Linked DNA regions of Homo sapiens: regions 2, 3, 4 and 5 are each linked to region 1. Evidence: read pairs that join two places in POLR2A ChIA-PET (ENCODE). Cell type or tissue: CD4-positive, alpha-beta T cell. All regions are shown on one strand. Each heading gives the region's core, and the rest is flanking DNA. Links, peaks and the distances in the headings are about the cores only.

Evidence for each region. ChIA-PET counts read pairs that join two places held together with the same protein. Peaks named below come from ENCODE experiments on the same cell type or tissue, not always from the same donor. Only the 100,000 strongest peaks of a DNase experiment are listed, where the experiment ranks them.
Region 2: POLR2A ChIA-PET joins it to region 1 with 13 read pairs; 16 of 35 experiments call an interaction of 5 or more read pairs at or near these places.
Region 3: POLR2A ChIA-PET joins it to region 1 with 27 read pairs; 11 of 35 experiments call an interaction of 5 or more read pairs at or near these places.
Region 4: POLR2A ChIA-PET joins it to region 1 with 10 read pairs; 10 of 35 experiments call an interaction of 5 or more read pairs at or near these places.
Region 5: POLR2A ChIA-PET joins it to region 1 with 22 read pairs; 16 of 35 experiments call an interaction of 5 or more read pairs at or near these places.

Annotation. Positions count from the first base shown.
Region 1 is chr9:99,054,262-99,060,826 of GRCh38, reverse strand. COL15A1 (collagen type XV alpha 1 chain) reads right to left here. Exons shown (of 42, transcript NM_001855.5): 32 at 6,171-6,251; 33 at 5,676-5,725; 34 at 5,455-5,565; 35 at 4,423-4,567; 36 at 874-938. Among named protein-coding and RNA genes, the nearest start is that of TGFBR1, 48 kb to the left of the region's middle. In CD4-positive, alpha-beta T cell, for the core only: no CTCF peak of the experiment used is centred there; DNase peaks (open chromatin) are centred at 1,346, 2,696 and 3,496; H3K4me3 peaks cover 1,839 bases; H3K27ac peaks cover 672 bases.
Region 2 is chr9:99,116,841-99,123,405 of GRCh38, reverse strand. The region is part of intron 1 of TGFBR1 (transforming growth factor beta receptor 1); the gene reads right to left. Among named protein-coding and RNA genes, the nearest start is that of TGFBR1, 15 kb to the right of the region's middle. In CD4-positive, alpha-beta T cell, for the core only: no CTCF peak of the experiment used is centred there; a DNase peak (open chromatin) is centred at 4,135; H3K4me3 peaks cover 736 bases.
Region 3 is chr9:99,130,818-99,137,382 of GRCh38, reverse strand. TGFBR1 (transforming growth factor beta receptor 1) reads right to left here. Exons shown (of 9, transcript NM_004612.4): 3 at 4,644-4,874. Among named protein-coding and RNA genes, the nearest start is that of TGFBR1, 29 kb to the right of the region's middle. RefSeq lists an enhancer at 1-109. In CD4-positive, alpha-beta T cell, for the core only: no CTCF peak of the experiment used is centred there; DNase peaks (open chromatin) are centred at 1,682 and 2,412; H3K27ac peaks cover 802 bases.
Region 4 is chr9:99,138,278-99,142,654 of GRCh38, reverse strand. TGFBR1 (transforming growth factor beta receptor 1) reads right to left here. Exons shown (of 9, transcript NM_004612.4): 5 at 1-119. Among named protein-coding and RNA genes, the nearest start is that of TGFBR1, 35 kb to the right of the region's middle. In CD4-positive, alpha-beta T cell, for the core only: CTCF peaks have their summits at 1,549 and 1,749 (motif pointing right); a DNase peak (open chromatin) is centred at 1,764.
Region 5 is chr9:99,109,397-99,115,961 of GRCh38, reverse strand. All of the region lies in intron 1 of TGFBR1 (transforming growth factor beta receptor 1), which reads right to left. Among named protein-coding and RNA genes, the nearest start is that of TGFBR1, 7.6 kb to the right of the region's middle. In CD4-positive, alpha-beta T cell, for the core only: no CTCF peak of the experiment used is centred there; a DNase peak (open chromatin) is centred at 2,721; H3K4me3 peaks cover 523 bases.

The sequences.
Region 1 (6,565 bases), core at 1,183-5,182:
TTCACTGGAGCCTCGACTTCCCAGGCTCAAGTGATCCTTAGCTTCTCAAGTAGCTGGGACTACAGATATGCACCACCACACCCAGTTAATTTTTACATTTTTCTGTAGAGGCAGGATCTCACTATGTTGCCCAGGCTAGTCTTGAACTCCTAGACTCAAGTGATTCTCCTGCTTCAGCCTCTCAAAGTGCTGGGATTACAGGAGTGAGCCACCGCACCCGAGCAGGTTTATGCTTTTTGAAATACTATTATTGGTGGCCAGGCGTGGTGGCTCGTGTCTGTACTCCCAGCACTTTGGGAGGCCAAGGTGGGAGAATCACCTTGGTGGCCCATGAGTTCAAGGCCAGCCTGGGCAATGTAACAAAAACCCTGTCTCTACAAAAAAAAAAAAAAAAAAATTAGCCAGGTGTGGTAGTGTGCATCTGTAGTCCCAGCTACTCTGGAGGCTGAGATGAGAGGATTACCTGAGCTCAGGGAGGTTGAGGCTGCAGTGAGCCGTGATCTCACCACTGTACTCCAGTTTGGGTGACAGAGTGAGACCCCGTCCACCCCTCATCCAGCAAAAAAAAAATATATATATATATATATATATAAAAATATATAAGTAATATGATTGGTTCTTGTTATAACTTAGTCAATTAAGGATTCGAATGGTGGAACTTACATATACATGATTTTGTTTTTTCACGTCTTTTTACTTAATAAGTCATCCAAATAGATAACAAATCCCTTCTACTATTTATGGAATTGCACCAAGCCTACTATCATGAAGGCCTGATCCCCAAGGGATGTCAGACACAGGAGATCGTAGGCAGAGTTTTAAGTATATCTATCCCAAATGGAATGATGACTACACACTGATGATAATACTGACCAGGTTTCTGGATCCGGGAAGCCCTGGCTGTCCTGGAGGGCCAGGGGGACCTGGAAGGGCCACAGCTAAGACAAAACAGAAAAGAGAAGTTACACAAAAACCACACTCTGAAAAATGTCTGAGGTATCAGCTGACTCCCGGAGAGAAGTGTGTTCAACCCCATTCACAGCGCCACAAAGCATCCCAACTTCCACCTGTATCTTGGGTGCTGTGCCCCCAGCGTGTGACTTAGGCCACATTGACTGGTTCAGGGAAGAGCTGGGATTCTTGATTGTTACCCTGGATGAAGCCATGGCTAGTGCTTTTCCGTTTCATAAGTGAATCAATTCCTTTTGTGGTTGTTTTATAAAAGCCAGCTTAAGTTGAATATTTTGTCACTTGCATTCAAAAATGTCCTGACTCATATAACTTATTTCACCCAAGAGACAAGCATGTGACACTGAACAGAGGAAGCAGGCTCAGAAAGAGGAAGAGAAGGCTCTAGGGAGTGGGAGGAGACCAGGGTGGTGCAGTGACAGTAGCCCTGGCCTTGGGGCCAGAGACATGGACTCAAGTCCTTAAGTTTGTCCATTCCTAGCTGTGTGATCTCGAGGAAACAGCAAGCTCTCCAAAGCTGTTTCCTCATCTGCAAAATGTAAAATAGGCATTTCTTCTTCCCTGGGCTGCGGTGAGAACTGAGTGCTTTGAAAATTGTACATGTACAGCATTCATCCGGCCAGGAGCTCTTAGCTTTTGAAGAGTCACAGTGCCCTTAAAAATCAGATCAAGGTTAGTGCCCTCTTTCCCAGAGAAATGCACACATAATTCTATAAAAAAATATTACTGGGATGACAAATCCTGGAGGTATATCCTTGAACTCTCTAGGAGTCTATGATTCCTCAACTGAAAAGCCCTTACTTTAGGCAAACATAAAGTAGTATAATTACAACTATTCCTTTGGCTGTTCTTCTACCTCTCTCATCCTCTGCTCACCCTACCCCCGACAACTCCTCCAAATCTGCCAAGCTCTTGGCAGAATTAAGGGTGTTTTTACAAGCCCCAGTAAAATTATACAGTCCTTCAGGTCGTTGCAAGCAAATGTTCAGTTCCAACATAGGACTTGAACACCCACACACAGGTGGCAAATGTCTAGTGGATAGAGGGCCAGTGGACTCGGATTTGGATCCCAGCCATGCCTCCTAATAGAATTTGTGACCTCAAGTAAGTCTCTTCACCTCTGTGAGCTTCAGTGTCTTCATCCGTGAGATGAATTTTATAATAATATCTGTTTTATCTTCCTCCCAGGGTTGCTGTGAAGACTACATGGGATAATGGCCATGAAAGTGTTTTGTAAACTGAATTGCTATACATTATGTGAGAAGCAATCCTTGCTCAATGCAGCAAGGCATCCCGGCAGCCCTAATGTAGTGTTGCTGTGGACAACAGTTTTTCTCCACCTTGCACTCACCCTGTAATATGCCTCCACCTCCTGTAGTCCTACTCCTCCCTCATGGCTGTGTGGGCACCTGTGGTTCCATACACTCGGCACCTTCTTCCTTTGTAGGACCAGTGTCCTCATCTCCTTCTCTTGGGACCTTCCCTTCACCTCTACAACCATTTGGTTCCAGAAAGAGCTACCATGTTCTCATGTGATCCGACCTCCTGGTCATAGGTGATTTGTCCAAGATTGGGTACCTCACCCAAGTCAGGCCCATCAGGACCCTTCTCTAGGACTTCCCCATCCCAGGACTTTTCAAACTAAAATAGTAAAAGAAGTTCAAGATTTCTAGCTGACAGTGGAAGCTGTAAGTTGTCAGTAACCATATTTCCCGCTGTGCAGAGGATGTGGTTTGTGGTGAGGAAGCGTGAAACTGCATGCAGAGAGAAGCCGAGACAAGAGATGGCCAGAGAATCCTTGCAGGGGTTGAGTCCCTGGCTCTGGCTGTTCCTGAGGTCCAGCTGTTTATCTACCTCTCCCACAAGTTGACTGTTCACTCCCTCCTTCACACCCAGTACATTTCCCCTTTGCTTGAGCTACTTTGAGTTACGTTTCTATCACTTGCAGCCAAAAGATCCAAGGCTAAGTCAAAGCCCCAGCCCCAAAGTCACCTCCTGTGTAAAGCTCTCCTTATGCCAAGGACTCTGTAGGTCTCTTTCCAGGTATGCTTCCACCATACCTGGCTCCTGCCAAGCCAAACAACAAAAAAGTATGCCTTCATGCTATTATTGCTGCTATTATTGTCTCCTCCAATGGACATAGTAGAAATAACACAGGCTTTGGAGCTACACTGCTCTGGGTCTGAATCCTGTTGGTGTCACTTATTAGCTGTGTGACCTTGGAAAGGTTCCTAAATGTCTCTGGGCCTCACTTTCCTTACCTGTACAATGGGGATGTTAATGCTTTTTTTAAAGTGTTGTTGTGAGGTTTCAATAAAATACCATAGCAAAGTGATTAGCAAAATGCCTGGCATCTGATACATGCTCATTACATAGAGATTTTCTTTAATTTTGCCAGTTTTGCATATGAGGAGGTGAGGCTCTAAAGGATGAATAGATTTTTATATACAGAGTTCCAGTCACTGCTGGTCATTAAGACAGGTTCTCACGCCCCTAAGGCATTGACAAAGCAGCCAGGAAGTTTCCACTCACATGTGAAAAGATGCTCAACATCATTAGTCATTAGGGAAATGCAAACCAAAACCACAGTGAGATATCACTTCATACCAAGTAGGATGGCTATAATCAAAAAGATACAATGAGGATACCATAATATGGGAGGAGAAATTGGAACCCCCTCATACACTGCCACTGCTGATGGGAATGAGAAATGTTGTGACTCCTTCGGAAAACAGTCTGGCAGTTCCTCAAAAAGTTAAACATAGAGTTACCATATGACCCAGCAATTTCTCCTACGTATATACTGAAGAGAACGGAAAACATGTTCACATAAAAACTTGTACACGAAAGTTCATAGTAGCATTATTCATAATAGCCAAAAAGTAGAAACAACCCAAATGTCCATGAACAGATTAATGAATAAACAAAATGTATATCCTATACAATGCAATATTATTTGGCCACAGTAAGGAATGAACTCCGTGCTGCAACATGGGTGAACCTTGAAAACACTGTGTTAAGTGAAAGAAGCCAGACTCAAAGGGCCATATATTATATGATTCCATTTATATGAAATGTCCAGAATAGGCAAATCTGGAGACAGAAGTAGATTCATGGTTGCCCAGATCTGGTGGAGGAGAGGGAAAGAGAGAAAAGAGAACAACTGCTAATTGGTATGAAATTTCTTTTTGGTGTGATGAAAATGGTCTAGAATTAGACAGTGGTGATGACTGCATAACTTCATGAATATATTAAAAACTACTGGATTAGACACTTTAGGTGGGTGAATTTTATGATGTGCAAATTGTATCTCAATTAAAAAAAAAAGAAAGAAGGCGGTATCCAGGAAAGCCCTCTGTTAGGCAGTGCAGCTGTGACAAGCCACCCAGATGCTGTGACCTTGAACACAATGGTAGGGACAGCATGAACAAGGGCACTGTTTACGGCACTAACCTGCTCCCAGGATAGCTGGAGGTCCTGGTGGCCCCGGGGGCCCCGGTGGCCCAGGATCACCAGGTCTTCCAAAGCCAGGTGGCCCAGGCAGACCAGGAGCACCTGGGGGTCCTTGGGGCCCAACGACTGTCTCCCCTTTTTGGCCCTGTCAAGGCAAGCACACAATAACAGAGAGAAAGCATCATTCATCACTCGAAGTCCCATCTAGTCCTTTTATGAGAATATTTAAAAGAAATCAATAAACACCAGCTATTGTTATTACTATCCTCAATCTTGGGCACAATTCAAGGTGGGGTAAGGCCTCCAAGATGGCAGCCCAGTCATTATGTTGAATGATTCTACAGAGAACCCCAGAGACTCCTGGAGGCAGAAGGGACCTTGGAGATCATCTAGTCTAGCCTTTGCATTTCACAGATGGAGACACTGAAGCCCAGAGAAGTGAAAGGACTTGCCCAAGATCATGAAGCAAATTAGATGCAGAGCTAGAGGCAGAACTCTGATCTCTGGCTTTGCTGGTTCTACCCTCACAGTGAGCTCTGGGACCAAAGGTCAATGATCTAGTCATATTCTTGTTGGGGGCACAGCTTGACTTTCTCTCCTTTCACCTGGAAAAATCTCTCATCCTAGGAAAACCACACCTATCTAGGAGCTCCTTTGATAAAATTTCAGAAGAATCAAACAGCTCCTCTAAAAATATCTCCTTACCTTCCATTCTGCTTCTGTTATCTGATGCATTCACCATTAATCATTCTTTGTGTGGAGTGAATTTTCCACCAATGTCATGAATAAGGCAGTGTGACTAATGGCCTGGAAGTTACCTACCTTCATGTGGCCTTGACCAGCTACCTTCTCTCCAGGGACCTCAGCCAACCTGCCCATCAATCAACAAGGATGGGGAAAGAGCTGGCTAATCCCCAAGCTCTGCCTCCAGCTTATAGTACAATGACTAGCCCTAACTGCCTAGTCCCATTGGGGGCTTCCGGGAAAGCTGTAAGTCTTTGGGGTAGATGACTTGGAGGGGTCTCTACTCACAGCCGGGCCTGGATTTCCGGGCAGGCCTGGAGGCCCAGACATAAGGAAGCTGCCATTAATGTCTCCTTTTTCTCCTTTTTCACCTTTGAACCCCTTGTCTCCATTCTCCCCCTGGAAGCAGAGAACACAGGAATATTTCAGTAAGAGTGGGATGAACTCAGTCTCTGACATAAACCAAAACCTGAAAAACACAGGCCAAATATTGGTAGAGAAATACTCACCTTCAAGTTGTTCAGAAAGTGTCTCAGGTAAGCTAGATCAAGTGGAGGACCTGAAAAAGAAATGCTTCGTAAAATTCACGATTGTAATTTCAGAAATTTTAAAATAAAAGTCTCTAAGTTGGCAACCACAGTTACATCTTAGTGGATGTGAGCCTGCACTGGGTTGGCTAACAGAGTCTGCTTGGAAGCAGAAACAGGTGCTAGCTACTGTGGGCCCATCAACCCAGACACTGTGGGATCCCAGGTAGGTCCCTGGCCTTCTTTGGACATTGTTTTGCATATAAAAGATGAATGATTGGATTTTCTGGTCTCTCTTGACAATGTTCCCTATTGGACATGCCAGGCCCATGCTTGGTTTTCACTAGAAACCAGTGGAGCCTGTGGTCAGGGTGGAATGTCATTAGTCTTACCCTCTGGCTAGGTCACATTTCTCAGTCGCATTTGTTCTCAGGAGCAAAAAATCAAAGGCAAGATTGAGAACAAGAGCTGGAATACCTGGTGGTCCCTGGGCTCCCTGGTCGCCTTTTTCTCCCTTTGAGCCAGGAAGACCCCAGGATCCTTTCTCTCCTTTAACACCTGCCACCAAACACATACATGTTAAAAAAAAATGGAAAATCACCTTCTTTCTATATAAAACCTTTCTGAGACAGGTTTTCAAACTAAGCTCATTTAGCAAAGTCCACTCAAACAAAGCCCTCCTGAGAGATCAGCAAGTGTAAAATCATAAAGAGGGCAGAGGTAGATGCTTCAGACACATTCTCAACCTTGAAAAGCTCAGTCTACTGGGAGACAGACAGAGCTCACAGTAACGCAAGGCAAGATGAAATATGTGCTCTCACTGAGGTTCCAGCAGCGCATCCCGTGAGTGCAGCAGAGGCTGCGGCTAACCC
Region 2 (6,565 bases), core at 1,693-5,692, 62 kb before region 1:
CTGTTTAGGACCTTTCTACTACACTGTCCAACTTTGTTTCCATGCCCCAGTCTTTAACAGTGGGCATAGCTTTCTTAATCTTGAGATGCACATTTCTCTAAGCTTTACATTTCTAAAATCTGAATACAATTTACAATCAAAGTAAAAAGAAAACTCCAGCCTCCAGACTGAAAGGTTAAGACATGATGGGTTGTTGTAACCTATGTATGTGCAAACTTGGCTATACATAGAAAAGATTACAAGTTGAGTATCCCTCATGCAAAATGCTCAGGACCAGAAGTGTTTTGGATTTGGGATTTTTTTCAGATTTTGGAATATTTGCATATACATAATGAGACATCTTGGGAATGGGACCCAAGTCTAAGTATAAAATTCATTCATGTTTCATATATGCTTTATATATATAGTCTGAAGGTAATTTAATATAATATTTGAAATAATTTTGAGCATGAAACAAAGGTCATGTTAAGTACTTATGTGCAGAATTTTCCACTTGTGGCATCATGTTGGTGTGCTCAAAAGGTTTTGAATTTCAGATTGGGATGTTTGACTTGTATTCACTTCACCATCACTGTAATTATTTGTCTTGATAGCTCCCTTGCAACTATAACTTAGGTTAAACAAGGATTTCAGTGTGATTCAGCACTAAAAGGAAAAGCTACTGTGTACACAGAAAATTATATCAGAACCATGCCAGGAAATACAATTACTAGCAGTGAAATTTCCAAATATTGCAGAATAAATCAGAATTTTCAAAGTTTGCAGATGTTAGCATGGTGACAGTTAGTACCAAAGGAAGTGACATGAGGAAAAAGAGACAACAGGACCCTTGGGGTTATTATTCATGGTATTATAGTATCGGGGTAACAACTCTCGGGGTAACATATCCCAAGTTGAGATCTTGGCTCTTGGTCCCAATATAAAGGATTTCCTTGGTTGCCTCATTTCAGTACGTCTCGAGGTCACATATGGAAGCACTATTAATTCTATCTAATGCCAGGGCTACCCAGGGTTAATTCACAAGCCCATATGTCTTGCTAGAAAAGCTGAGAGGTAAACAGTTGTGTATAGTATTAATATATGGAACAGATATTTCTATCACCCTTGTTAAAGAAATAAAAATTAGCACCGAAACCTTGTCTTCCCAGGCTTAGTGTGTCATCATCTACACAACCTACCCGTAGTCTTTTTATGCATACGCTTGAATACTCTTTCCTTTTTCAACCCTTGTTACTGGCCCTCTCCAGCCTTCTATCACCCATCTTCCTCCAGTTCAGAGCTCAACTGAAATCTCTCTTTGAAATTCACTAGCAATGCCCTTCTGGTCAAATTCAATATTCTTTTCAAAACGTTTCAGGATATGAGACAGAGTACCACCCTTTCTTTATTAGTTTTTATATGACACTAAACTTCCCAAACTTACTTTGCACTTGGCCCTTTGGTACATCTCAGATGTACATCTCCAAGCCTCTTGGCCTTTTACCTGTGCTCCAAGCTTGTATTTTAACTACATCCAGGAAACACTCTGCTTGGCTTACTTATCTATGCAAAGTCAAGCAGAGTGTTGTAATCCAGTTTTTTCATCACTCTGACTTTGCTGGTGATGACCCTTATTTTCCTCACCCTACCCACTACAGCACAACTATACTTTTCTTCGCAGTGAGAGTATTTCCAAATATTACAAACATGTACCAACAGGCAAGTAAAAGACCTAACATGCACAATGTCCTTTATGCAGTTTGCTTCACTACAGCTGAAAGCAGATCACATCACTGCTGGCAAAGGTGAAGGCAAAAGTTGGAAGTTATTTAAAAAAAACTTTCAGGGACTAATGTCAGCCCCTTTTATCATCCAACCTATTCTTCTACCCCAGTTCTTCTGAGTAATCTGCCTTACCCCTTTTCTCCATTCTCAACACATGCCCCCTTCTCAAGGAGACGTGTCCTCTTTTCTCCCTCATCCAGCTTTGGAGTAAAGCATACTATATAGATTCTCCTTTTCTTTTTATTAAATATGTTGCTTATCTCTGTATACATGGCTAAAACCCTGACCTCCAATTCCCTCCAGCCTACTATCCTAGGTTTTGTTCCTCAAAATACTCAGTTCTTCTCAATTCAACCCTCCTGGGGCTACCTTGCAGCAGTAATATCAAAGTAAGCTTGTCAAAATAGAGAACACCATATAATGTACATAAAATTTTCCTCTAGTCCAGATAATATTTCACCCCTGAATTTAGGGCATCAGAATAAACGCCTGATTTTTTTCCAGATAAATTCCATTTACTTCTGCCACTTTTAAAGAATTTAAGATGCATTGTTTATCATTTAACCCACATCACATCTTAAAAGAACAGGGCACTCCCAAATTCACAAGCTCTTGTTTTTCCACATTATCTTCATTTTCCAGTCTCCTAGTTTCTATGGAATTAGCCAATATAATGTTAACTGATATCAGAGAAAACACACTAAGAATAGGCTGCCCAAATGGCAAGATGGGATTTAACAGGGTAACTAATACAAAGGCTTTCACTTAGATTCGAAATAAATCACACAAGTACAGCATAAAGATCTGGTTAGCAGATCTGAGGAGTTTAACAACACATTTTAGAAGAGTCAGAGCCTTTAAAAAGTATCTTTTAATCCATCAATTCTACTACTTACAGTTGTCTGAGGAAACAATAGGTGAGAGCAAAAATCTAAACTTGCAGATGTTCATTACAGTATTTTATGATTGAAAACAACCTATGTGAATGACAATACAATGACAGAATGAATCCTTATACAATCATAAATGAAAGACTATATAGCCATTAAAACTGGTATTTTAGAAGCATGTTTAAGGACAAGGGAATGGTCCTACTACTAAAGGGCAGGAAGTAAAGCTGTATAGTGTGATTACAATTACAGTCCTGTCAAGTGACCTTGTTTTTGTTCCACTTCAATGAGTTGAGGGGATATTTTAATATACAGAGCAGATGTGCACACTTTGCCTTACCCCAGGCCCTGAAAAGAAATGGAGAAACTTCTATGTCTAAAGGTGAGTGCTAAAACAATAACCAAATTTCTTATTTCCTCTCAATCTAAGTATGCTTTTACACAGTTTCTTATTAGATTTTAATTTGACTAGTGGGTAGGTATTATAAGGATATGGTAGTTAAGTTGATGGAACTCAGAGACAGAAAAACTTAAGTTAAAATCCTATCTTTGCCAGTCAGGCACTGAGTAATCCTGAGGAAGTCACTTAACTTATTTGAACCTAAATTTCTTCAACTTACTTCCTAAATTTATAACATACTAACAAACAGTACCAATCTCAGAAGGTTTGAGGGTTAATGAAATAACATACATAGAATACTTAGCACAGTGCCCAGCACATAATAAAATGTTCAAAAATTAGTTTATGCACTTTTTCAACAAGTATTTCTTTGGAGCTCCTATTACGTGCCAGTCTCTGGTCTAGATGCTAGACAGAGAATCAGAGCTAATGTTGAGACAGCTCTGGTAGGCAATACTGACACAGAACACAATATAAACCATATGCATATACAACAGTGAATGTTCATGGTACCTATCAGCTCTTTCTCCTTCATAAATATTCATACAGTTTTTCAACAATATGACTGAACAGACCTGGCTCAAGAACTTCACTACAGTAGCAGTAGGCACACACAGAAAGTATATTTTCAGTTCCAACCCAAATTAACAGTGTAGGGACACACCCAGTGTGTATATGTAATATCCCTAATAAATAAGTTAATATCTAATTAGCCATAAAATGTTCATGCTGGAAGGAATATGAACAGAAATATCAGATCCCAGCTCCTTTAGAGATGAAGAAACAGAAATGTCCTAACAGTTACATCAACATAATCTAGATTTATTCCAAAAGTACACAAAGAAAAAAAGGATTACTTGATAATCTACAGTGATTTCCACCCCTACTCCCCACAACCCCTCACGTAGGACAAAACCGAAAATTTCAACCTTTCCCTTTGGAAAGCACGAGTGGCTGTAGGAGAGACTGGCTTGGTTGCACAGATAATAAGGTGTAATAATGAACGTAAATGAAAGTGGCTGATCATCCTGGGCTAGGGGAATGACATACAAAACAGAACTGTGGTAGAGAAGGAACTGTGGTAAGAGAAGGAAGTGGTAACCACTCCCAGCTGCCATTGACTCGGGGCAGAGGAGAGCAATACCTGGGCCAGCAAACAGCGAAAGATCTGTTGGAGCCACAGTTGAAGAAATGAACTGATGGTCCTGGGCAGTTAGTAATTTTAGAAGCAGAAAGCAAGGCCTGAACACCTTTTCTCAGAACACAACAGTGAATGTAACCTGTGTAGGAAGAAAGAAAAAACCTTTAGGAGGATAGAGATAATTAGGATTGAGATTCCTGCCCTCAGATTCACAATGCAGAGAACACACCACTGATAAATGATGATGCAAAGTGCACAGATCAGAGGACAGAAAAGGGAGATTTCTCTGAAATATGACACCTAAACTAAGACTTAAGGAAAGCTAGTGAAGAAAGGAAAGTCATTTTAGGTAGAGGATATACAAAAACATTGTACAAAAGATGCCAAAATAAAAGTTTGAGCCAGGTGTGGTGGCACGCACCTGTAGTCCCAGCTATTTGGGAGGCTGGGGCACAAGGATCACTTGAGCCCCAGGAGTTTGAGGCTGCAGTGAGCCATGATCAGGCCACAGCACTCCATCCTGGGCAACAGAGTGAGATCCTGTCTCAAAAAAAAAAAAAAAAAAAAGAAAGAAAACAGTAAGGGAGTTTGGCAGTTTAGGTGATGTAAACAAAAACAAAAAAACTGATAAAATTCAACAGCTATTCATGATTTTTAAAAATCTTAGTAAACTGATAAAATTCAACAGCTATTCATGATATTTAAAAATTTCAGTAAATTGCAGAATTTAAAAAAAATTCTGAAATAATCAGATTAAATAAAAGGCATAAAAGTAGGCATTACATTTAATGTTGCATGACTGTCATTTTCCCTTGAAATCACAAATAAGAAAGAGATATCCATCACTACTTCTCAACATTGTATTAGAAGTCTGAGTGTAGTAAGTCAGAAATAAACAAAAGGAAGATAGACTGGAAAGACACAGAACTATCATTACTTGCAGAGGACAACTATGTACATGGAAAATCCAAAAGTGACCTACAGATCAACTATTAGAATCAATTAGTCAATCTAGCAAGGTCACTAATATAAGGTTACTCACTATACCAAAAAAAATTAAATTAAAAAATCATTCTTAAACCAGTAATAAATAGAAAACGTTTTTTAAAAATCTAAAAACTAGGAATAAACCTAACAAAAGACAGGTAAAGACCTCTGCAGAGAAAGCTTAAAAAATATTACTTATTGATAGAAATTACAAAGGAGATAAAATAAAATTTTAAAATGTATTTATAAATGGAGAAAAGTGACAAGTTCCTAACTGGAAGATTCAATACTGTAAAGAGGTCAATATTCCATAAAGTGATCTGTAGATTCAATAAAATCAAATCAGAATCCCCACAGGGTTTTTTTATTCAGTGGGAACTGACAAGTTGATTCTGAAATTTATATGGAAAAACAACATCGCAAGAATAACCAAAGCAATCTTTGAAAGACTTAACACTACTCGATATCAAGACTCCTAACATCATAATAATTAAGACAGTATGGTAATGGCACAAGGACAAATGGGCAAACAGAACAGAGATTACAGAGAAACAGACCCTCACATATACAACCTCTTGATTTATGATGAAGGTGATTGTACACTGGGGGAAAAAAGGTTTTACCAATAAATGGTTCTGAGTCAACCAGATATCCGTATTTTAAAAATAATAAAAATCTCATACCATAATAAATAACCAACTCCAGATACATCTCAATGTGAGAGGTAAAACCAATCTTTTAAATGAAAACACAGGAAAACATTTTTAAAACATTTGGGTCAGAAAAAGTAAGCAAACAGGATTCTAACTTAAAGCAAAAAATTGAAGGCCGGGCACGGTGGCTCACGCTGTAATCCCAATACTTTGGGAGGCCGAGGCAGGCAGATCACCTGAGGTCAGGAATTCGACACCAGCCTGGCCAACACGGTGAAACCCCATCTCTACTAAAAATACAAAAAAAAAAAAAAAAATAGCCAGGCGTGGTGGCAGATGCCTGTAATCCCAGCTACACGGGAGGCTGAGACAGGAGAATCACTTGAACCCAGGAGGCAGAGGTTGCAGTGAGCCAAGATCGCGCCACTGCATTCCAGCCTGGGTGACAACAGTGAGACTCCGTCTCATCTGAAACATTCATCTCCCTTGTCAAACAAAATACCAAAGCAAAGCAGTTAAATTGTGGTTGCAGTCTCCTAGAAGAACACAGCTGAATTGAACCAAGCAAGGACAGAAAAGCCCACCAAAAGGAAGGAGCTTTTGTATTATTTCTATATTTGCATTTTTATAATATTTTTAATCATTAAATTTTGGACTCCCTTGGAGCCTAAAGATATAAGCATCTAGTGTTGACTGAACTCCTTTCAGGGAAACATTTGCCCTTTGAGAC
Region 3 (6,565 bases), core at 181-4,180, 78 kb before region 1:
AAAGATTTCTGAGAAAAAGGGCCATGGCTGGAAGCAAGATAATTTTAAAATCTTATTTTAGAAAGATGAATCTCGTAACAGTTTCACTGATGGGAGGAAAAAAGGATGTGAACGCAGAAACACAGAAGTAAATTCTGGCTTTTTGATAAGTCAGTAAAAATCACCACAGAAACTATTTCAAGGAAAGCAATTTACTTGCTGACAACTGGCTACATAGACAACACTAGTATCTTGAAGAACAAGGCTAAGTAACTTACCTTGGTAATGGAGCACTGTTTTTCCACTAATGGAACTTGGCTTTCTCCAAAATATGTATTTTTAAGTATTGCCATACTTACTTCATTTAAAAGGGTTTACTAACTTACCTGCAACATTTAAGTGGCACTATATGTGAGACCATCACTTAATATCCTATCCACCATCCGGTAAGTGTCATTTTAAATTACATTGACACTAACAAAGAAAATGCCAGTGTACATCATGTTCCTCACTCATATCTTATTTATACAATCTATGTACATATAAATTGGTGTCATTTATAATCTATACTCAAAGCTGCTTACTAGATCAAATTAACCCAATGACAGTAAATGAAATTATCTGCTCTCTTTGGTTCCCTGATGTGAAATGCTTATAAATCCAAACGTTAAATCTTTAAAGCGATCAGAAGCTCTTCTTCTTAAGTTTCTCAAACGGGTCCTTTCTTCCTCTTGCTCTACCCTCCCCACCTCCTGTAAAGTAGTTAGCAGTATAACTATAAATAACTGTTTGTGTTTATAAGGAGGCTGCTAGTTAGAAACAGATCTGTCAGAAATCCTTATTTAAATCATAGAGCTCTTTCGCACTATGTATAATCAATTCTAATTATGTTGTTTAGTGTAGATACTAATTTATTACATTTTATGAAAGCCTTGTAGAGGGCCACACCACAGACTTAAAAGTACACTTAAGAGTTAATTTCAGGAGACTAATCTGGAAATTGCAAAGACAAGTAATAAAAAAGAAAAAGGAATCACAAACACAAATTCTGAAAACACCTGACAGGTTCAGGACTTGTGTAAATGGTATGGTCAAGAAAGGCCAACAGGACGAGGAAAGGTTTTGTCTTCCCCTTTATCACTGGATTCTAGATGTCAATTAAAATTAAAAAGCAAATCTTGATCCACTGTATTATCTATATTGGATTACTTCACATGAATAGTTGAGCATTTTTAAAAAGTTAACAATTGGCCAGGCACAGTGACTCACACCTCTAATCCCAGCACTTTAGGAGGCCGACGTGGTTGGATCACTAGAGATCAGGAGTTCAAGATCAGCCTGGCCAACATGGTGAAACCTGGTCTCTAATAAATATACAAAAATTAGCTGGGCATGGTGGTGCACACCTGTAATCCCAGCTACTCAGGAGGCTGAGGCAGGAGAATTGCTTGAACCCGGGAGGTGAAGGCTGCAGAGAGCTGAGATCCCACCACTGCACTCCAGCCTGGGCAACAGAGTGAAACTCCGTCTCCAAAAAAAAAAAAAAAAAAAGTAACAATTTTCTTCTAAAGACAAAACTGAATAGGCCTAATTTAGATCTCTATATTCTCTGCTCTACTCTTCTGTACCTTTAGAACTGTTTGAGAGAAAACTTCAAAAGGGAAACAGGGACTCCACAGCTTTACATGCAGTGAACAGGAAATAAGACCCGAACAACATGCATATATTACAAGAGCTCATAAGCTGCACACGCCATAACAAACACTGGCCTAGAAGACTCACTTACAAAAGCTGGCACATATGCACATGTGCACACTCACACACTTGGCGTACAGCTGCCAGAACCCAGCTCTTCATTGTATTCCCTGAAGTTCCCAAGTTAAAAGCACAGTCTTTAGAGGTAGAGACAGGGCCTTTCCTTAATTATGGTCACGGTACTAAGTAATAAACATATGAATTCAGAATGTGAAATGCTTATACCTTTTCCTCAATTAATGAAAGAACTAAAAACAGAGTATTACAAACACACAGTTTACTTATTCACAGGCACTAGTCTCATGCCTAAGGTGGCATTAAGGATTTATAATGAATAGAAGGGAAACAGATGGCATTTTCTGCTATTATTCACCAGAAGATGGCTTCTGCCTGGATAGGTTTGGAGGGAATTCAGTACACAATGAACTATGACAGGCAAAGGAGGCCTTAAACTAAGTTTTGTACAATGTGGTCAACTGATACTGTATGTTAGATTTTTCCTCCAAGTATGTTTTCAATAAGAGTAACACTTGTCATTTGGACATAACTCTACAATTTACCAAGTGCTTTCATGCAAACATTTTGTCTTGCTTGAACTCACAACAATCCAATGATGTGCACAGAATCCATCACTTTCATTTTAAAGATGAAATAACTCAAGCATGAGACATTGGTTAACTGCCCAAAGCCACAGAGCTAGCAAGCAATGCAGACAAGTTTTTGCAGGGTAAGGCATCAAAGGAGGGAGAGAAGCTTTCAGAGAACAGAGAGCTATGGTCCCTCATGGATCTAGAAATATATATATATATATATATATATATATATATATATATATATATATATATAATGGAAACAGAATTATTCCATTGTTTCTCATGTTTATATCTTAAAAGGTTAATGAAGATATTCTTATCCAGTAATCAACTGCCACCCACCCACCAATTCCTTTAATCAGTTAGGTGGGCTTATTCCACTGTGGCAAGTGGCATGAGTGCTGTGTCTTTCCGGAGTATAAGTTTAGAAACAAGAGAACAGGTTTGAGGGATTAATTCCAAATATCTGTAGCCATCCTGATTTTCTGTGACTCTGGTCCTTGATTATCACAGTTTTGAGCAGGATGACTTCCAGAATGAGCAAAATCTTTTTGAAGATCTGAACTGAGAATAAATGGGAAGTCCCAGGAAAGCTCTAAAATAACCTCTGTCCACCAGGCCTGCCTAAAGACTATCACACCTTCAGTACTAAGACTGCTTCATCTAAGTCCAAACTCTCATTGTCTTCCTTGCACAACTGTTTCAGGAATCCCTAAGCTTGCCTTCTGGGACGTGAGCTCCAGTGCGAGCCTGTGTGTGTCCTAGTAGTCAAGGAGAGAGCTCTCTTATTGAATACATATGGCCAAATTCTATAGAAGAATAATTCAGGTAATAAAATCAGTTTCTTCATTCTTAAATGAATGGATATGCATACATACCAATATATATTCATTTCCTTAAAATAAATAGACATTTGTCATTATATGAGCTTTCTGCAACATTAGATGTGATTTTATGCTTCAGAATTATATTCTTACCCAGTCACAACTTCTGCTTTAACATTCCTTTAATATCACTCAATTATAAAATTAGTGAAAATTTTTTTTTTTTTTTTTTTTTAGATGGAGTCTGTTTCCCAGGCTGGAGTGCAGTGGTGCGATCTCAGCTAACTGCAACCTCCACCCCCCAGGTTCAGGTGATTCTCCTGTCTCGGCCTCCCGAGTAGCTGGGACTACAGGCGCATGCCACTACGCCCGGCTAATTTTTTTGCATTTTTAATAGAGATGGGCTTTCACCAAAATTAGTGAAATTTTCATTATATACGCTTTACAAATTTTCACTTTATTCATGAATTTAGCCCTTATTTGAAGATGACTCATACTTTTCAAAGGATAGTACATCTCATTTAAAAGTCTTAACAAACCACTTGAAGTGTTTTTATCAACAGTATGGGTTCCATATTTTTGATGAGGAAACAGAAGCCCAAAGAGGAAACATGTTCTAACCAAGGTTATACAGCCAATCAATGACAAAGCTTGCCTTGAAACCTAGATCTATTTATTCTTCACCAAGTGTCAAATTCTAAAAACACAGGGGATAGGAGTGTTCCTCTCTTAATATTTTTCCAAACCACATGCAAGAAAAAGTAAAAGATAACCCCCTTTCAGTTTAAACATGAAGCACTGCTATGCCAAAATCCACCTTGGGATGACTCTGACAATTAGCTCATCTACTTCTGATGCCACAAATATCAACAAATAGAACTGAGAAAAGAAAACGTCATTAGGGGCCAAAACTACATTAAATAAGAAGGTGGTTAGACATTTTTCTCAAGTGAGAAAATGACATAAGAGTTCATTAGTTTAATTTTAAAAAACCAGGCCTATACGAAAGACAATTTCATATAATGTTTAAAAAGTAAATAACCTTCACAATTCTGAATACATTTCTGTCATGCCTGTTTTCAAATGTAAACATCAAGCTGCTAAACAATCCTGAATAGAATGGGTTAGCTGCAGATCATGTGAATATCTTTGACCTTCAGCTTCATCTATATGAGAATAATTGTTCTTATCCTTTCTACCTCACAGTGATGAAAAGCAAATTAGATTATACAAGTGAGAACGCTTTGAAATTTATACCACCATGGAGCTGACTTATTGATTCGCTTTAACAGTTAAAGTTAAGTTCCAATCTATTTTAAACCAGCCACAGTCATATATACATCAAGCTTAAAGATTTTTATTAGGTTCAAACCTGCAATATTATTTATACTATCTCACATTCTAGCAAGTTGGCTTATTAGAAAACTAATAAAATAAGTATCGCTTAATTTTAAAAAGATGTCTTAGGAAAAAGGAGAAACAATTATGTTACCTGAGCCAGAACCTGACGTTGTCATATCATAAATTAAGTCTTTCAACGTAGTACCCTCTGAAATAAAAGGGCGATCTAATGAAGGGTCCTCTTCATTTGGCACTCGATGGTGAATGACAGTGCGGTTGTGGCAGATATAGACCATCAACATGAGTGAGATGCAGACGAAGCACACTGGTCCAGCAATGACAGCTGCCAGTTCCACAGGACCAAGGCCAGGTGATGACTTTACTGAAAAAGGGCCTCGAGTGAAATAAACATCAACAACGACAAAAACACTGTAGGTGGCAACCCCCATTTTCCCAATCCTACACAATTCCTGCAGCTGGCCACTGCCACCACTTAGCCAAAGAGCCTCATTACAGCAGTTTACAGGGCTCAAACCCAGAACAAGTGAATCAGTCTTCTCCCACTAGGCCTCCTTTTATGCACACCAGCTCTGTCAGCACCCACTTACTCCTGTATTCTTCAGCCATCATTACAAGGCCAACTGCCGCCAATATCATAGGACCTTCCCCACTTATCACATCAGGTCACTAATACCAATAACCTGTAACAATACCTATTAACATCTCCTTAAAAATCATATTTTTTTTAATGTTTGGCTTGTCTTCTTGTTCCAAGGCCAGTACATGCTCATAGCAAGAAAAACAACAACAAAAAAAACAACAAAATATCAAAACAAGCGAAAAAAAAAACCACATACATCTTCATCACTTCTAAACAACTCACATTTCAGTATATATCTCTCCACCAATTTTTTTTTTTTTTGAGATGGATTTTCACTCTTGTTGCCCAGGCTGGAGTACAGTGGTATGATGTTGGCTCACTGCAACCTCCGCCTCCCGGGTTCAAGCGATTCTCCTGCCTGAGCCTCCCAAGTAGCTGGGATTACAGGCATGTGCCACCACACCTGGCTAATTTTTGTATCTTAATAGAGACGGGGTTTCACCATGTTGCTCAGGCTGGTCTCGAACCCCTAACCTCAAGTGATCCACCTACCTTGGCTTCCCAAAGTGCTGGGATTACAGGCATGAGCCATGCCCGGCCAATAGGTCCACCAATTTTTTAAAGGCAGAACATATCTTTTACTTTTTTTTTTTAACAGAGTTTGCATATATATACTTTTTATACTATCTTAACCTCCTGGACTTTTAAGTCCAGATCATTTTCTTGTAACTTCTATTAATAATTAAGATTTTCTGGTTGTTTCAGAAAATTACAATTATTTTGACATTCATCCTGAGTCTTACTGGTTTACTGCTTACCACCATTTCTTTCATATCACATCTTTCCCATTCTTAAGATCTTCAGTAGATTAATCTCTTATCATACAGAATCCTATTTCTAGTAATTTCTTTCAGGAAGAGTCCATGCACCCTTGTACACTGAACTTAGTTGTGGCAAGAAGGCTGTTGCCTTTGTATATGAAAAATCTTGGCCTATTTCAAGAATTTTAGGTGATCGTAAAAATGTTCCATTTGCCCTTTGATATTTAAGCAGAAAATCTGAACCTGTTTTTTTTTTTCACCTTTTACAGGTAACCAATGTTTATGTGTGTTAAATGCTTATATAATTCTTTTATTCTTGAAATTGATACTTTTTATTATATGTGTTTGGATTAATATTTTTTCATTAATTTTGCCTGGTATTCTGTCTTCTTTATGATTTCATGCCTTTTTCTGGAATTCTGATAATAAGCATATTGGATCATCTAAATCTGTTCCCTATATCTCTTAATATGCTCACCAACTGTCTTTTCTCTGAATTGTAACACAGTTTCTTAAAACTTGTCCCAAACTTGACTATAAAATTATGGCATCCAGTCTGTTGTTCGCTCTCAATAGTGCATTTTTAAAAACATTCATCAGTTGGGCTTTTCTTCTGAAAGCAACCTTTAACAACTGTGAAATGTTCTCATT
Region 4 (4,377 bases), core at 1-4,000, 83 kb before region 1:
GGACAGAGCAAGTTTTATCATTCCTTCCACAGTAACTGTGTATCTGTTTAAGTAATCAAAAAGGGATCCATGCTCATGATAATCTGACACCAACCAGAGCTGAGTCCAAGTACCATTGTCTGTAAAACAGAATTAACATTTCGGTTGGGCTGCAGACCATTTATGATTTATTTGTTCAATGGTTATTACTTTTTACTCTCAATCCTGAGTCACACACTGCAATATAATGCCACCTTAAGTCTGTATTTCCTTCACATTTTCTTCTACATTGTTTGTTTTATACTTTTATGTACACATCCTTTAGTTCCTCAGAGTAAGCCCCTCTTCTTGAGATAAGGCAAGTATAATTAATCCCATTTAAGAGACAAAGATGGTGACTTTTTTGAGTCTTCACAGATAATTGGTATCAGAGCTGGCACTCTTAAGTGCCTAGAAAAATCTCTGGGTCGGGTTGGGTGCTCAGTGGCTGTTCCTGGAAGGAGAGAAGGTTAAAAAAAAGGAAGGAACAGAGAGGGAAGCAAGGAGGTGAGAAGTCTCCGGAGACCAGTGTGGCCACAGTGGGAATGGAAGAGTATGGGACAAAACTGAAAGTGAGTTTCAACAAGAAATGACAAGCTTTAGTGACAGATTGTGTACACAGTTCACAAAGACGCAAGACAAGATGATTATGATTCCAAGGTTGCTAGCTTAGAAAAACAGAAATAGTGATACCTCTAACACATGGGGAAGCTGAAATAGGAACTGAAATGTCAGGAGCAAAACTGGAAAAGCTGGGACTAAACTCAAACAACGAGGAACGTGGGTTCCAAAATTTCCTCTGTAAGCCAAAACACGAGTTTAAAACATGTTTTCTCATAGGAATAATGGTAAAGACACTAGCTAGGCTCCTAAGCTAGACTGGTCCACGACAATCTAATTTAACCTAGAAGTAGCTGGAAAACCACATGCTTAATTAAGCCATGAAGAAAAAAAGCATTACAACATTAGGAGACAGCACAATCCAGTAAAAGATGGACGCTTAGAGTCATTCTAACCTGGTTGGAATCCACGGCCTGCCTGTTACTGACAAGGAGCCTGTTTCTCCTTTTATACAAGAATAAAGTCTTACTTTGTAAGACTGTTAAGATTTAAAAAACGGAATGCTAGATTCTTTAGGTAAGAAGTACATAAACTGTGCTCTTTCTTTCCCTGCTGGTTGTAAACCAAAAGAAAAAATCCATATTGACATGAAACAGCTTCTATTTTGAAGGTATTTGGTTGAAGAAGAAAACCAACTCTGATTAGAAGAGATTAAGAAAGGAATAGAAACTTTTCAGAAGATTCTGGAGGAGATTTCTGGGTACATTTAAAAGGACTTAGTATTAATTTGTTCTTCATGAACTTTATAAACTGATTCTGACCAAACTCGCACCCTTGCTTTTCCTTGATATAGGCACATCACTAGCTTATTTGCATGCCTCTTAACCATTACTGAATTTTGAAAAGCTCACAAATACAAGAAACAAAGTGGAAGACAGGCAGATGGAAGAAAGGGAAACCACAGGTTATGGACAAGATAGAAGGAAGGTTATATGTAAGGGGCCATAAATATAAAGGGCTGCCGGGGGTGGAATTAACTAAATCAGGAGAAGATAAAGGAACTGAGGTGGAGGGGCTAGGCTCAGAGAAAGTACATTAACCCCTGACAAAGAAGAAAGAAGGGGAGTAGGGAAGAGCCAGTAGGGTCAGCTAGTTCCCATGGTGACCACCAGATGACAGCATCAGCCTGGTTAGAAGTTCAGGGCACAGACTCACCAACATTTTGTGCTGCTGTGTTTGTAACTTGGAATGTGACAAAATCCAGACCCTGGGTGAGGTTTAAGCTTTCAAATGGAGATTTGAGAGTTGCCAACATGGTAGAGTTTGAAACCATGAATGTGGCTATGTTCTTAAGGAAGAAATTACCACTTATAAAATCAGTACCTTCATATGAACCAGTGAGAAGAGTAAGAGTTGAGAAAACAAAGACAACTATGAAGAAGTAAGAAGGAACAAGGAAAGTCTAGGGTCATCAAACACAGTAAATAAAGAAAAGGTTGTTTTAAGAGTTGGGGGAGGAAATAAATGGTGATAAAGGCAGAAACGAAAATGAGAACTAAGGATTTGGTCAGACTGATTACTATTTTTTGTTTTGTTTTGTTTTGTTGTTGTTTTTTTTTTGAGACAGAGTCTCCCTGTGTCGCCCAGGCTGGAGTGCAGTGGTGCGATCTCAGCTCTGACTGCAACCTCCACCTCCCAGGTTCAAGCAATTCTCTGCCTTAGCTTCCCAAGTAGCTGGGATTATAGGCACCTGCCATCATGCCTGGCTAATTTTTTTGTATTTTTAGTAGAGATGGGGTTTCATCATCTTGGCCAGCCAGGCTGGTCTTGAACTCTTGACCTCGTGATCCACCCACCTTGGCTTCCCAAAGTGCTGGGATTACAGGCGTGAGCCACTGTGCCCGGCCTGTTTTGTTTTTAACTTAAGAGGTATTACATTGTCAGGTGCCACTGATAATCGCTACCTACATTCATCATATACCTCACTGCCCCGTCTTAATCAAACACTATACACCTCCACATATGATGCAATAGGATGTATATAATATCCTTAGTATGTATTTTGAGAAAACCAATAAAACTCCAATTAGGTTTAGCTTCTAAATCTAACTACCAGTTTTCAGAAAAGATAGAAGAACAAGTTAAGAGACACTATGGAAATGCAATCAGCAAAATCCAGAATGTGATAGGCCCTTCAGGATAAACAATCCAATTTCTTCAACAAATAAGCTGCGAGAGGAGAAAAAAGATGAAGGGGGGACCTAAATTTTAAGACACATAAGAGAAATATCAACTAAATATAACTTGTGGACTTAGAATCATAATTTGAATAAATAATTTTTTTAATAGGAGACAATTATAGAATTGAACCTAACTGGATATTTGATAACATTTAAAAAACTGACAATGGTAGTGTGGTTGTTTCATAAAAACATTTCCTCATCATTTGAAGATACAAATTACATTTTATAAGTGTTTACAGATGAAAACATATTGTCTGGGACCAGCTTCAAATAACACAGTTAGGGCAGAGTAGGTGGGATCAGACATCAATTATGATTGGCAGTGACCTGACAACTGTTGAAGCTGGACGATGAGGGATCACTGTAACTACTCTGCTTTTCTACATATTGGAAATTTTCTACAAATAAAAGTCAATAACAAAAAAAAGCAGTACATGCTTGTAAATAAATTTGAAAACCCAGAGAAGCTAAAAGAAAAATAATAAAAATCACCCATAATTACCAACTGAGGTTAAACACTGTTAATATTTGAATAAATAAATATTGCTGAAGTAAATGGAAGGTGGGAGAAGGAAAAAGATGACTACAGGTCTGGCCAAGCTAAGAGATAATGACAGCATTTTTTTTTTTTTTTAAATAGGAAAGCTGGGAAATACATTTGATTCAGGGGTAGGGATGACAAGAGTGGAGCTGAAACACAAGTCTCTGACAGAGGCAGTAAAAATAGGAATCGTGGGGGCTGGGCACAGTGGCTCATGCCTGTAATCCCAGCACTTTGGGAGGGTGAGGTGGGTGGATCACGAGGTCAAGAGATGGAGGCCAACCTGGCCAACATGGTGAAACCCCATCTCTACTAAAAATACAAACATTAGCTGGGCATGGTGGTGCACGCCTGTAGTCCCAGCTACTCGAGAAGCTGAGGCAGGAGAACCACTTGAACCCAGGAGGCAGAAGCTGCAGTGAGCCGAGATTGCACCACTGTACTCCAGCCTGGCTACAGAGCGAGATTCCATCTCAAAAAAAAAAAAAGTAGGAATCATGGGCATAAAGGTATTAACGGAAGCTAAGAAAGTGGCAGCAGCACAGTCTAAGGTCACTGCTTGCAGTCCCCACTCATTCTGACTCCCTGCTGACAGGCTTCCTTCCTTCTTCAGCATCTGACCTGACACTGGGCCTCAGGCACCAGCATGATAGGCAGAAAAGTGTCCGTACAGTTACCAGGGTGGTTGAAGAAACAATTTATCTCTTTGAGTTTGCCAGAAGATTCATCTATTTAGCCCTTGGCAACTCAGAACACTGACAAGTTATTTTTACTCTCCCCATTAATAAGGTCAATAGTCCATATTGAAACATCCTACTGGTCAGGAAGAGATTAAAAGGAAACAGCTATCTGAGCCCTATTCTCAAAATTTTGAGCAAGTTTATATATCTTTTCTATATCATGAGTACTCTCAATAACTAACTGCCCTAAACTAAACCAACAAAGTACATGGCTTTTTAAAATAGCTCTTTTATATTTTATAAAACATTAAGAGATTTTAGGAATGCTATCAAG
Region 5 (6,565 bases), core at 848-4,847, 55 kb before region 1:
GTGGGACTGGCAATCAGAAATTGTCTTTCCTCACTGACAAACATGACCAGACTCTGGCCCCTGATTTGTAATTTTTTTCCCAAATGTAAAATGAGACAAAATAACTAAAACTACTTTAACTTGTTTATTTTGATAAAATAATTATATATAATTATTGTTGAAGGAAATCTACAATACACAATCTTGGGTGTTTTTATTTAAATCTATCACACATTGAATAACAAAATTAAAATGTCAGTTTTTCAACTGGAGAAAGTACTCAAATCAACAACCACGTGCTGAACAAAGAGACCCAATTAGAGCACATTATAGTTTGATTTGGAAATGAATACATCAAGCAAAAAATAAAAAACCCATACATATATCGTGTGCTTGCATACAAATGAAAGGGCAGTTGCTGCTTTTCTATCTCTGTATGTCTTTTCAAGTTTAACTCTATCCTCCATGTTCAGTGCTCCCAAATATCTATATTAGTCCTAGTTTCTCGCAGAAAAAGCCATTCGTTTTTGCCTTTTCCCTGGGGACCTATTTGTAATTCAATGCATATTTAAGAATCTTATAATGTAGAAATGTAACAGGATGCCTGAAGAAGGTGTCCTAGAACTATAAATATACACTATTATGTAATCAGTGAGGTTTACACCTAGGAAATCTAGATGGAATGGTTTTCCTGAAGCAAATGAACAAAAATAAGGAGGTTCAGTCTTGGTGGTGAGAACAAGGAAACACTGGAACAGACCTGAAGTAGTACAGCAACTGCAGAAAAAAGGAAAAGTGAATCCTTACAAATCATGAGTGATAAACCCGAATTGTTCACTTTATTTTTCAATGGCCCATGTACAAAGACTTCTATAAAAGCTTCTGCTCAAGAACAGAGAGAAGCTTGTTTTTCCCAATGAAATCAGAATGCTTCTAACCACAGAATGCCCTCATGCTAATGTACGTGCCTATCTTTTCCATGAATACTGGGATTACTGTGAGACCAGTACAGTAGGGCCACACTCTCAGATAAGTGTGGTCTCTCCTAAAGTAATCATTCCGAACGTCCATTACTCAGAAATGAAGCAGTTCTTCAAACAAGAAACCCAAGCAAAGACACTCTGGATCTTACTGACTTGCACCTGTTTGAAGGTAAATGTCTGGCTCTGCCTTTGGTAGCAGTACTCTGATGAAGTGTATCAAATGGAGACACACCAAAAGATAAGGGCATGAGAAAAATGTCTTTGTAAGCCAGACTAAATAGTTTCATGTTGCTCTCTATTCATTATCCTCCAGCTTTTAGCAAAGCTTGATTTAAATGTCCTAGCCTTACATCAGCTGTTCCATTGGCATTAGGGAAAGACTAATGTGTTCATACTTGGATCAGAGACTTAAACTGGAGAAGAAAGATGGAGGCAGCAGCACTAAATTGAACCCTCAATACGTGTTAAAGGGGAAGCCTCAGAACAAGAATCAGATTATTGCCAGATCCAGCAATAACCCCTTACCACTTGGAGATTCTCCCTGTATGACAATCTTGGCATTTGGGGCTCCACTTTATTAAGGAAGGTGGCAGTCTCCTCATGAATTCTCGATAGGCAATGAGATCTATGCAAATTATCAGTCTTCCTTACTTGCCTTGGTTACCAGAAAACTCAGAGCTAAGTATTGTGTTCAACTTCTAAAGCTTTCCTCAGCTAAACTTACGGATAATTGTTCTCTTTTTCTTTCCCTTTTTGACTTACTGATTCTTATCTTTTGTGGTCAGTAGATTTGGTCTTACTGAATTTGCTATTATTTCAAGCTTCCAAAATCCTTTTTTGGAAAATGACCAAAATAAAAGCCAATCAATGGATAAACTAACTTTTCTCGTATAATACAGGAGCAACAAGATACTGCTCATCTTGAAGCCATGAATCCTAGGGATATTTAGACTATATTTGGCTAAAACCAGTAAGCAAGGAAGCTTGGATTATGCCCAAAAGTACAGAATTTTAGAGGAGAAACAGAGCTTAGAGATAAACAAGTCCGACCTCCTACCTAATGTAAGAAATTCCTTCTACAATTTCTCAGACAGAAGGTTATCTAGCCTCTGCCTGAATAGTTCCAGGGTGACAGGGAACATACTACCTTACAATGTTCCATTTTGACAGCTATGGTAGAGAGTCATTCCTTACATTGAGCTGAATTCTGCCTTTCAGTCTACCAATTAATTCTAGTTCTTCATTACACAGACATGTATTTCTTCTTTCAGAAGACATTCTTTCACTTATTTAAATATATAATAATTCCCCTTTATTGAACACCTACTGGTGTCAGGCTATGTACTAAGTGTAAATACTACTGTACACTATCTTCACAACGATCAGGTAAATTAGGAACTATCCTCTTTTGAAAAGTGAGTCACAGATACACTGATTAGACTCTAATTACAGCCAGATATGTTGGTGCTTATATACTACTCCTATAAACAAATATTTCATTAAATTTCTGACAACCAAGTCACATGAATTTAATCTGCCTTCAAAACTGAAAGAAAAACTTAAGTTAGATCAATCCAAATAGAAAAAGAGAGATGGTCTAGGGATACAACTGCACCAGTGTTTGGTTCATTGAGAAAAACAACAGGAAAAGCATTTAAAAGGATAGCCATCAGGGAGCTCCAGGAGATAGTAAAGCTGACACCTGTAACATCAGCAACCATGACCTGAGGCCTAGGCCGCAAGCAGGAAACTTCCTCTCTTTTATCTCAGCCAAGAACCACACTCCCAAAAGATCAAACGCATTACTGCAGAGAAAGCAGCACTGTCTGAAGGTTAATTTCAATACAACCAGAAGATCACAAGTAATTCTGAATATATACATCTTTACTAAGAGAGGTGGGGGAAAAATAGCATGAACCTGCAAAACAGGAAAGAACCATATCCCAGCAAACGGACCAGGACTCCAGATACAAGCTAGGACTTCAGGGTCTAAATAAAAACTCCATTTAAGGTAGCGTTTTAGGACACTAGAATCCTCCTACCCCCAAAAGAGAAAGACAGAGAGAGAGAGAGAGAATATGAGGTGAATGCTAGATGCTAGTAGCCATTTCTTTGCTTAAGGTGCTCTCCCATTTCCAACTAGGTTCCATTTTTTTTTAATCTTTGCTGACTACTGAGCAATTTTATTTGGCTACCTTCACCTCAAACTCAACATGCTTAAACCAGAATTCGTCTCCCCTTAATCCTCGTGCCAAATTACTCATTAAGTTAAAGGCATTATCCAGCCTAAAAAAGCTTGGAGTCATTCTTTTTTCTTTCATGGAGTCACTCTGAATTTCTGTACTCCACCTCTTTACAGCTAAGACCTACTGCCACTCAACAAATATTTACTGAGTGCCTAGGATGCACCAGGCACTTTCCATACACTTGAGATACATTAGTGAACAAAACGAAGACATCCACTTTCACAAAGCATAGAATGATAGGAAGGAGACAATAAACAGTAAATAAGTACATATGATAAGTAAATAAATACAGTATGTTAGAAGGTATTGTTACAGAGAAGGAAAGCACTGTAGGATGATGACAATATTTTAAAAGGTGGCAGGATAAGCCTCACTGAGAAAAAGGTGTCATCTGAGCAAAGACTTGCAGGAGGTGAGGGAGGAAGCCATGCAGGTATGTGAGGGAAGAGCACACAAGCAAGGGAACAGCCACACACAGGCCCTACTACTAATTCCTCTGATTTCTTTGTTTCAAATGTCATACAGTCACCATTTCACCCCGTTCTCAATGCCATCAAACCAACTGGGTAGCCACCCTGATCCATTCCCTCTGCGGCACAATTAGACATTCTTTTTCCACATTAAAACCACTCTCCTGATTTTCAAGGCCCATAATTCTCTGAGCCCACCCTTTACACCATGAACTTCCATTTCTCCTCTTAGAAATCCTGAAACTTAGAATGCTCTTTCTCCACACATGCCATCCTCTCCAGCCAAGAAGTGCCTCCTTTCCACCACACATCCACTCAAAGCCCTATCCTCCTGCAAGGCAGAGAGATCAAGTCCTACCTCCTCTGTAAAGCAGTCCCTGTGGTTGCTAGTACTGAGTCTGTAGTCATATTTCCTCAGCATCAATTTTTTCAAAAGCAAGACTGCCTCTTACTTTTCCTATATTTCTCATCATGTTGATCACTACTAAATATTTGCTAAGAATAGATGAGCTATTTCCTCTGTAAACTGAAGCTCTTTCCTCTGTAAACTGAAGCTGTTTGTCAATTTAAACACTTTTATTAGCTTTCATAAACTGCTGAAATAGAATGATTAAAGAATGGTTTGTTGCTGTTTTTTTGTTTGTTTGTTTTTGTTGAGATGGAGTTTCACTCTGTCGCCCGGGCTGGAGTGCAGTGGCGCAATCTCGGCTCACTGCAAACTCCACCTCCTGAGTTCAAGTGATTCTCCTGCCTCAGCCTCCCAAGCAGCTGGGATTACAGGTGCCTGCCACTACGTCCAGCTAATTTTTTGTTATTTTTAGTAGAGACAGGGTTTCATCATGTTGGCCAGGCTGGTCTCGAACTCCTGACCTCGTGATTCGCCCACTTCGGCCTCCCAAAGTGCTGGGATTACAGGTGTGAGCTACTGTGCCCAGCCCAAGAATGGTTTTTTATACTCAAAAAAAAAAAAAAAAAAAAAAAAAAAAAAGCATGGGTGCAGGATATGCCAAATGTTAATAATGGCTGGTGATGGTTTTTTTCCTTTCTCTAATACAAATTTTCAGTCCTGTGCTTATGTAACTTTTAGAAGAAAAGAATTTGCTATGAATATATGTATAAATCAATACAAATAGTAAGTGATCAACTATCACTGGACTCGTCAGGAAGATTCAAATTACCTAAAAATATAATGTTAAAGAAAGACTGTTAGTATCTGAATGGCCTGCAGTTGCAAAGAAATAGTAAAACTGTAATCAAGGCAATCTGAAGCAAATTCTCATGGTTTGCAAAAAAGGGAAAGGAAACTTTCCTGCTGAAGTGGCTCTAACAATGTATTTACTCTATATGAAAGGAGCATGGACGTACGTGACCCCATCATAAGTAGAGGAGCATTTGTATAGGAAAAGAGTACATACCCTGGAGTGCTTAACTGAAGGCTCCACCTTTCATTAACAGCATAACTTCAGTTTCCTGGTCTATAAAATGGAAACAAAGAGGGTCTTCTTTCATAGATATGAACTAGGTTCCAATCTGAGCAAAATTGTGTCAATTCTGCCTGCCCAGGCAGATGGGGTTTATGGTAATACAAAATCATTTGAGTCTCAGTGGCTGAACTACTGTTAGTCTACATCTGTGCCATTCAAAGCAGTGTCTTTCTTTTATATATATATTTACGATTAGACGATGAAAAAATACTAACACCTTTGGATAATGTTTAGAGTTGAAAAGAATCTTGGGGTAGAGCCGATGTTATCAAAACCTACAGTTATCTTCTGAGCACTGGTCACCTGTATCTGGGAACAAATGGGCTTAAGAGTTTGGAAATTAAGCAGCAAATAAGTAAGAAGTTTTGGTACTCTATACAACTACCATTCAAGGTTGGTTATGAGAACTAAATGATGCCGTATTAGCCATGGTCAAAGAAAAAAAAAGAGAGAAGAGAGAATTAAACGAGACAAGACAGATAGAATATGTAGCATATTCTTGCAACCCTTCAAGAAATTTCAAAGCAACCTGTGTGTATACTTTGCAAGTCAATTTTTTTTAAGTTAGATTAGAAATTGTTCTTTGAGGGAGCAGCTTTATAAAAGACTTGATCTGATCTATAAAATTGGACCATAAAACCAACTGAACTTAGTCCACTAGTATTTAAGAAAGTGATGTCTGAGATGAATAATTACAAGTCTACCAACCAATTTTCTTCATGATGAAGAAGGGTAGCCATAAGAAACTTACCTGGAAAGCAAACAAAACACATAAAATTGGATCTAATTCAGAGTGGTAAACAATTTTAATGTTTATGGAGACTGCCTGGATTTGACATTGAGAAAATTCAGCTAAGAATGGCATTAAATGTAATCCTAAGTATTGGAGTTAGGCTGGGTCAAAACTGACCATAAATTCTGAGAAGACTCCAAAACTTTTCCTCAAGCTAGTTCTATGGGACAAAGCATTAAAAAATCCCTGAGAAATATGCCAGCATCTGCCCTCAATTCCAAAAGCAGGAAGCAAAGATGTGACCCAATCACATGATATCAAACCACAGTCCATCTGTTCAGAGAACTCTGTGTTACGTAAGCCATGACCAAGGAAGAACTGCAAAAGGCAAGAGGTGTGTCGACATTTGCAAGGGGCTCTGTGGTTTGAAGAGACACGTTCTCACATCAGAAGGGCCATCCATAGGATAATGGCATTTTCAAAATTCCATTTATTACACATGAACATATTTGGTGCAATAAAATGACACTACAAGAATGGTGTTGAGTCCCTGTAACTGCTCAACTAAGGCCTAGAACCTTTTGACAGGGGTCTTCCCTACATGAGCGGCCCTCCTCACAGGAACAAGATTTATCTTCCTCTTGATTATTTTTATGTCAATTCCTCTCTT